Linked DNA regions of Homo sapiens: region 1 is linked to region 2. Evidence: chromatin contacts called from ENCODE Hi-C or POLR2A ChIA-PET data. All regions are on one chromosome and are shown on one strand. The core of a region is the stretch at or near the end of the contact, and the rest is flanking DNA. Distances in the headings are between cores, read along the strand shown. Region 1 overlaps CARMIL1 (capping protein regulator and myosin 1 linker 1). Region 2 overlaps CARMIL1 (capping protein regulator and myosin 1 linker 1).

Region 1 (3,817 bases), core at 1,219-3,718, 37 kb before region 2:
TTTTCAAAGAATATATGTAGGGAATAGGAGAATTAGGTAACTCTAGGGCATAATAAAAAAGAAGAACATGTGCTTTCTGATTTTGCCAATCTATTTTGTACTTACTTTATAATTCAATTTTAAGAGTAAAGTGTAATGTCTGATTCATGAATGTTTTACTGTGTAGTGATTTTTTCTTCTTCTAGAGCTGTATGGTCCAGTATGATAGCCACTAGCCATAATTGCTATATTAATTTAAATTAAATAAAAAATTTAGTCACACTAGTCACACTTCGAGTGCTTAGTAGCTACATCGTGGCTGGTGGCTCCTGTATCTGAATGTGCAGATACAGAACATTTCCAGAAAGTTCTGTGAGAGAACACTATTCTAGGGGAACAGAGAAAAGGTGAAAGGATATTCCCATTCTCCCTTTTCCCAAAATTGTGTTTTAGAATTTAAATAGAATCTCAGGTTATATATTATAGGTATTATATTTACAATATACATTTGAAATTATTAGAGCATGAAGGTGGTGGTTGAGCAGGAAAGCACAACTCCAGAAGATCATTTTTTCCCCTACTGAGGACAAACATAATTTGATAATCTTCAGAATAACACTTGGAAAATTCTGGAACCAGCTGTTTCCTCTCAAGTTGCATTTCTTCCATAAAGAGTTTTTTTTTTTTTTTTTTAAAAACAAAACAAAAAACTTCATCTAGGTAACACAGTACCTAGACCAATCCAGGAGTCACTTAAATTGAATTGCTATGTAATTATTTCATGGGTGTAAACCAAACTGTTACCTTAGCAAAATAACTAGTTTTCTCTTATATTCCAATTTCACTTCCTCAGCAAAACCAATGGGCTCCATCATCAGTGTATATCTGGTCTGACCACCTCTCAGCACTCCTGCTAACCTCTGTGGCTTAACCATCACCATCTCTCACAAGCTATTGCCGTTGGCCCCTGCCTGAGCTCCCTGCTTCCACTCTCCTTCTCTCACCCAACATGGCAGTCAGAGATTGGCCTTCAGGGCAATTATCAGTCAGAACAGTGTGGACAACAGCCAATAAAGCCTCACAGACCTCCTGGCTCACCTCACCCCCACCTTATCACCCCTCTGACCTCCCCTGCGCTTACTCCCTTCAAGCCAAGGCTCTTCTTTATTTTTCAATTGCTGCAGGCATATTCTTGCCTCAGGGCCTTTGCGTTTGCTATTCCCTCTGTCTGGACCATGCTTATCCCAGATAGCCATATGGTTCTTTCTCTTACTGCCTTTAGATCTTTCTCAACCTCACTTCATAATTACGTCACACCAAGCTATTTAAAAATGCCACCCACCTAACCCACCACTCCTCTCCATAACCCCCAGGCATTAAGCACGCTCTATTCTCTTTTTGTACTACATTTTTCTCCATAGCACTTATCACCATAGATATGCCATATGTTTTACTTATTTATTCCTGTATAATCTCCTTTGAATGAAATATAAGCTGCTTGAAGGCAGAGCTTTATGTCTTTTTATCCTTGGTGCCTACCACAAGGTAGGCAGTCAGTAATTATTGGTTGAAAGAATTACTCAAATATTTAATGACAGTGTTTGTAAACAAAGAGTGCTAATCTAATTGAAATTCATTTTAGCAAGAGATAGAGAGTCAGGAAGACACATCCTCTGGTGTAACCCTGCCTCCCCTCCACTTCTAAGATTACTCTGGTTTTAGGCTCTGCTTTCTGCCTGGCTCAACAAGGGGCCTCCATTTCTCTCCTGCCTGCACTTGAGGAGCCACATAGAAGGGAGTTTGAACCAGGGCTTCAGGGAGTTGTCTGTGGACAGCTTCTGAGAGAGGGAAGTTGGGGCTTCCCATGTTGGCTGGTCCCTTTGCTGGCTGGCCAGTCCTTTGTCACCATGCCAGCATTCTCAATGGAGGCAAGAAGGGATCTTATGGGTTTTGCAGCAGGGCTGCTTTGGGTATATGTTTGTTTGAACGGGGTAGGGACAGTGGATGAAGGACCCACCTGGAGTTTGCTGCCTTGGGAGGGGAGGTGATGAGCTTTAAACATAATAGAGGCTGGGCGCGGTGGCTCATGCCTATAATCCCAGCACTTTGGGAGGATGAGGTGGGCGGATCACCTGAGGTCGGGAGTTTGAGACCAGCCTGGCCAACATGGTAAAACCCATCTCTACTAAAAATACAAAAATTAGCCAGGCATGGTGGCACACACCTGTAGTCCCAGCTACTGAGGAGGCTGATTCACAAGAATCGCTTGAACCCGGGAGGCAGAGGTTGCAGCGAGCCGAGATCTTACCACTGCACTCCAGCCTGGGTGACAGAGTGAGACTTCGTCTTAAAAAAAAAAAAAAAAATAGAGGTGCAGTGTTCCCTGCTTCACACTAGGAAGTGGTTAATGCCAAACTGGGGCACCCGGCCTGTTTCTGGCAAAGTGCAGGGGAAAGGAAAGCTTGGAAAGGGATCTGTAGCAGTAAAGACAGAGGAGTCACTTTTTGTTTGTTGGTTCCCACTGAGGCACGGCGGAGGAGGCACAGCTGTGCAGAGATCCTGGGTTGCTAATTTCTACATTAAAAGGTGTAGCAGCAGCAGTGTTTATGACTAAACCCGTCAACGTTTCACTTCCTCCTGTTGTGAAGACTGGGTTTGGCTTAAAAAGCTCTGCCTGAACTTTCAGTTTATCTTGAAACTTTGAGACATTTGTCAAAGTGCTGAATGGAGTTATTTTAGTAAATCAGTGATGTTTCTGTGTTCCCTGAGTGAAACACTAGCTGATCTCATTTACCTGAGCTTCGAGAAAGAAAATATTCTCTATTTTTAAAAATAGCTTTGCTCCCTTGAGCATGCCCTTTCTATATGCCCTGGCTTTAGAAGATGGGCTGCCTTATGTTTGAGATTTTTTATTCATTGCCACTAAAATAATATATGGTGATTTGTATACCTCATATAAGGTCTGCCTCATCAGTACCCTGACCCATCCTTTATTGATTATTTAGTTTTGTGGATTTAACCCTGTAGTCCTGTTGGCACAATCAAGGGCAAAATCAAGATCCAGAAAGACATCAGATACCTGAAATCCTTTATTAAAGTGGATTTTGCTTACCCTACATCCATTGTTAGAAATGACATTCCCAGATCGTAAGAGCTGCAGAATTCTGGAACTGAAACTCTGTCTTTCTGTAATGAATTTGTGAATGAGGAAGTTCTTTGAACACAGTAGGCAAAAGGCAGGGGTGTCAGCACTTGACACTTCTATGCCTTTCCTCTACTAGGCTATCTTTTTATTGTTCTATTTCTTTTCCTTTTGGCAGGTGAGTTGGGAATTAGCTAGTAGATCTGTTTTAAGTGGGTAAGCTGCAAACAACAGATTTTTAGGTACTTCCCTTATAGGATATGGCTATTAAACAGGAAGGATGTGTCAATTATGTGGTAGGCAGCAGGATAAAACAGGCAGGACAGAATTATTATCAGATTCACAGACCGTAGCAACTTTTTGCCTTCTAAAATCCTGAATTTTCAGAGGTGGAAATAGGGTGAGAAGGAGCAGTAAAACCTGTTGCATTCATTCACTCAACAGATATTTGAACACCTATTTTGTGCCAGGAATGTACTGGGCACTGAGAAATAGAGCTTTGAATAGGACAGATGTGGTCCCTGCTCCCAGGCACCTTGCAGTCTAATGGGGCTGGTAGATATTAAATATGTAATCCCACTGTTAATTAAAACTGTGATAAGTATTCATAAGAAAATGTGCAAATACGGTGGGAGTATATAATAGGGAGACCTGGTGTAGTCTGGACTTTCTTAGGGAAGTCCTTTACCTGAAGAA
Region 2 (4,297 bases), core at 171-2,670:
GAGACCAATTGGAGAGAAGGTGCAGATTATAATTTAGAAAATGCCTTGGCAGAGAGTTAAATTACCTAAATGTATTTGACTTGCATTCCTCTTTTCTACCCAACACACACAGTTAGCTTGTCTCGATAAGCCTAATATTTTGTGGTTTCTATGTTGTGCCTTTACTCTTGAAGTTCCTTAGATTGCATTATATGATTTTGGGAGGGGAAACGTACAATTTTATTGGTATTGGTTGTGTGACTAGAGAGGGTGGAGAAGTTGGTAACCGTATCTTTTCTCCTACATTCCCAGTATGCCTTAAGTCAAAGCTATCAGTCAGGGGAATATTTGTTTATATAAATAATGCACAATAGAACATGCAAAATAAAATATGTTTCCAGTAATGTCATATATTCCACTCATGATAAATTGGAGAATATGAAACTATATTTAGAATCCTTAGACCTTGTATGACTCATTTGTCCCATCAAATTTATTTTCTGAGCCTGTCTTGGGGGTCCTCATCTCCTTCCTTGCTTAGGGTACCTCTGGTGGTGACTGATGAACAGAAAAGGGTCTCATGAGGAGGTATTAGGAACCAGGTGAATCAGGAGGAGTTAGATCCTGGAAAATTCTCAGTTTGGGTAATCAGTTCTTGAATACTCTACGTATGACTCTATATAAATGAACCTATACCTCCAAAGATCTGAATTTCTGATTTTACCCATATACAATTCTGAAAATAACATCCATCATTCAAATCAAATATATGAAAATATACAGCCTGGGCAACATAGTGAGACCTCATTTCTACTAAGAAATTTTAAAAATTAGCTGGGTGTGGTGGTATATGCTTGTATTCCCAACTAATGGGAGGATCACTTGAGCCCAGGAGTTTGAACTTGCAGTGAGCTATGCTCACACCACTACACTCCAGCCTGGGTGACAGAGTAAGACCACATCTCAAAACAAACAAACAAACAAACATATATATATATATATATGTGTGTGTGTGTGTGTGTGTGTGTGTGTGTGTGTCTATGTGTGTGTGTGTGTATGTATATGTAATCAGCTCTTAAGAGAATGCAGGTTGGAAAAAAATGAAGGATTTAAATTAAAATTTGTAGTATTTACATGTCATATTTTCTTCCCATCTCCTGTCTCCAAATATATGTTAGGATATTTCTCTCTCCCTCTCTCCTTCCCTTCTAAAATGACATTTTCTCCTCATTAAATATGGAAAGTTTAATTCAAAATATAGAGAACATCTGTAAAGAAGAAAATTTAAGTTAAATTTAAAAATCACCCCAACTCAAATCACTGTTATCGTGTGTTTTGTTAACATTCCAATCTTTGCTATAGACTGTCCTTGGAGGCCTCACCTCTCAGACAGTGACAACCCTATGGGGTGAACTAGGGAAGGGTTTAGAGCTTCAGTGTTGTCATCTGTTTTCTCAGGGTTGTCTGTGATGGCAGTTCTCTTCAGGAAGTCATTCTGTGTTACGGCCTTCAGCTTTTCTACTATCAAGAACCTTGGCTGGTCTCCAAAACAAAGCTAGATTTTTTTTTTTTAGTATTAAATGATATTGTTAATACAGGTATGAGGTATGAAAATGTGAGGTTATTATGGAGAAAGCTGATGAAATAGGAGTTTATATATAAACAAGAGAAAGGTGGTTGCTGTGTTTTGGTAGTCTCTTCACTTTGCAAAGCAGTAGGTAGCCTTTTGTTGTGGTGTGGCTTGCAGCATTAAAGCATGTGCTATTCTGGAGACAGCTGCCATGTTGCATAGGCTGAGCATTGGAATTGAATTTTAAAGAAATCAATTAGTGTGAGTACATTAAAATAATCTATAATTTTTTTGTGTCAATAGTTTATCATGAGATTTGCATGGACAAAGAGTTGGTGTGTTTGTCATCTAGTTTGCTGTTTCTTGCTGCCACATAGAACTATTTTCTGAGTCTTGTGCAATTTAAATGCATATAATGCAAATGCTGAATCAACGCTAGTGCTGCCTGCATGTGAGAGACATGTCTTGCTTATGTTTTGTTTTAGGATTTTGGTTTACCTTTTATGGTACTTATTGGACAACAAATCCTCTGTCTTTCTGTCTATTTAACAGTGTGTGTGTGTATGTGTGTGTGTGTGTGTATGTGTGTGTGAGCTGGTGCCCGGTAACAAATACACTGATGGGGCTCCTTGCTCTCATTTCACTACAGGCGGAAAACAACTTCTGTAGAGTGGATTCTCCTCTCACTTATTATTTCTGTGCACAGTGTTAGCATAGATAAGAAACAGTTCCTACCTTCTGGAAATTTAGTTTTTACAACTTTATCTCTTATGGAAATGAATGAACTTGTTTCATGAGACTACTTTAGCTCCTGAAATCTCAGTTGAAAAAGAAAAATGAGAACTGTAAAGAAGCGGAGCTACTTGAAAAGGCCCCGCTGGACACGTCTGCAGGTTGGTTCGCACAGATGTCTCCCCTAGCTGCTGCCTCCTTTACTCTCTGATTGATTTCCCCTTAACCCTGAGTGTGAATGTCCACTTTTGTTTTTCGAGTAAAACTGAGGCTCTGGTTTCCAAATCTACCATCAAGATTAATTTATTTCTTTCTGTAGTTGTAGACTGTCAGCTTCCTGTTTTTAATCCCACCAGCTTCCGGTCAAAGATTTTTGCCATATTTTCTTCCTGTGTTTGAGTAGCTGAACCCCCTATGTATCATCAAAAGAGCATGGCCTGCAGTTTTATGGAAACAAAGCAAGAATTTTAAAAGAGAAATGTGATCCTAGATGAGGTCAGACAGAAGTCCAGCTTTCTGTGTCCAAGGTTTACCTAATTGAGTTGAATAATGGCTGTGCCTACTTCTGACAGCCTTGCTGTTTCTTTGCATAATATCTGCTTCATTGTCTTGATGTAGACAGAATATAATGCCATTAAAATGCCAGATGATGGTTTTGAACCAAGATGAACCATTCCAAATTGCCAGATTCTGTAATATCATTTTAATTATAATGTCTTCTCAAACATGGTTACCCCGAAGTATTAAAATAATGGTTCTTAATTACAGGTTCCTTTGGGTAAAATAGACAAAAATCATGCTGCACTTGTAGATCTTGTGCATTTACACGGAATTTGAAGAAATTAATGACATCTGACATGTATTAGGTAAACAGGCATACCTTGGAGGTACTATGGGTTTGGTTCCAGACCATTGCAATAAAGTGAGTCAAGAACTTTTTGGTTTCTCAGTGCATATAAAAGTTACGTTTACTAAAGTATGCAATAGCATTATGTCTAGAAGAATATATATACCTTAAAAATACTTTGTTGCTAAAAAATGCTAACAGTCACCTGAGCCTTCAGTGAATTGTAATGTTTTTGCTGGAGAAGGTTTTGCTTGTGTGGAAGCTGATGGCTGCTGTGACTATCAGGGTGGTGGTTGCTAAGAGTTGGGGTGGCTATGGCAATTTCTTTTTTTTTTTTGAGATGGAGTTTTGCTCTTGTTGCTCAGGCTAGAGTGCAATGGCACGATCTCGGCTCACTGCAACCTCTGCCTCCTGGGTTCAAGCCATTCTCTGGCCTCAGCCTCCGGAGTAGCTGGGATTACAGGCATGCACCACCACGCCCGAATAATTTTGTGTTTTTAGTAGAGATGGGGTTTCTCCATGTTGGTCAGGCTGCTCTCGAACTCCCGACCTCAGGTGATCCGCCTGCCTCAGCCTTCCAAAGTGCTGGGATTACAGGCATGAGCCACTGCGCCTGGACTTACAATTTCTTAAAATAAGACAACAGTGAGGTTTACCACATCAATTGACCCTTTCTTTCATGAGTGATTTCTCTGTGGCATGCAATGCTGTTTGATAGCATTTTACTCACAGTAGAACTTGTTTTAAAATTGGAGTCAATTGTCTTCAGCCCTCCCACTGCTTTATCAGGTAAGTTTACGAAATATTCTAAATCATTTGTTATGACTCAAGGGACATTAAAAAAAAAAGAAAAACAATCTTTTATTGTCATTTCAACCAGGTTCACAGTGTCTTTTTTTTTTAAATTATATTTTAAGTTCTAGGGTACATGTGCACAACATGCAGGTTTGATACAAAGGTATACATGTGCCATGCTGGTTTGCTACACCCATCAACTCATCATTTACATTAGGTATTTCTCCTAATACTATCCCTCCCCCAGCCCCCACCGCCCGACAGGCCCCGGTTTGTGATGTTCCCTGCCCTGTGTCCAAGTGATCTCATTGTTCAATTCCCACCTTTGAGTGAGAAGATGCGGTGTTTGGTTTTCTGTCCTTGTGATAGTTTGC

Evidence for each region. A loop is a pair of places that touch in the nucleus more often than their neighbours do. ChIA-PET counts read pairs that join two places held with the same protein, here RNA polymerase II (POLR2A). Pooled maps may share reads with other maps.
Region 1: a loop to region 2 is called in a map of CD8-positive, alpha-beta T cell, with 8 times the contacts of the local background. The contact joins two enhancer-like sites. A Hi-C loop is called at or near these places in 4 of 168 maps with a recorded cell type or tissue (B cell, CD4-positive, alpha-beta memory T cell, CD8-positive, alpha-beta T cell and 1 more) and 10 of 50 pooled maps. POLR2A ChIA-PET finds 5 or more read pairs at or near these places in 9 of 52 experiments (CD4-positive, alpha-beta T cell, CD4-positive, alpha-beta memory T cell, CD8-positive, alpha-beta T cell and 6 more).

The regions. Positions count from the first base shown.
Region 1 is chr6:25,402,428-25,406,244 of GRCh38, forward strand. The region is part of intron 2 of CARMIL1 (capping protein regulator and myosin 1 linker 1); the gene reads left to right. All of the region lies in intron 1 of LOC124901281 (a long non-coding RNA gene), which reads right to left. Among named protein-coding and RNA genes, the nearest start is that of CARMIL1, 120 kb to the left of the region's middle. RefSeq lists an enhancer at 2,321-2,530. Within about 2 kb of position 2,469, at least 10 of the 41 ENCODE cell types and tissues checked have a DNase peak (open chromatin) inside an H3K27ac peak, as active enhancers do; they include CD4-positive, alpha-beta T cell and CD8-positive, alpha-beta T cell, where a contact is called at or near this core.
Region 2 is chr6:25,440,356-25,444,652 of GRCh38, forward strand. All of the region lies in intron 5 of CARMIL1 (capping protein regulator and myosin 1 linker 1), which reads left to right. It also overlaps a transcript of LOC124901281 not described here. Among named protein-coding and RNA genes, the nearest start is that of CARMIL1, 160 kb to the left of the region's middle. Within about 2 kb of position 1,421, at least 2 of the 41 ENCODE cell types and tissues checked have a DNase peak (open chromatin) inside an H3K27ac peak, as active enhancers do; they include CD4-positive, alpha-beta T cell and CD8-positive, alpha-beta T cell, where a contact is called at or near this core.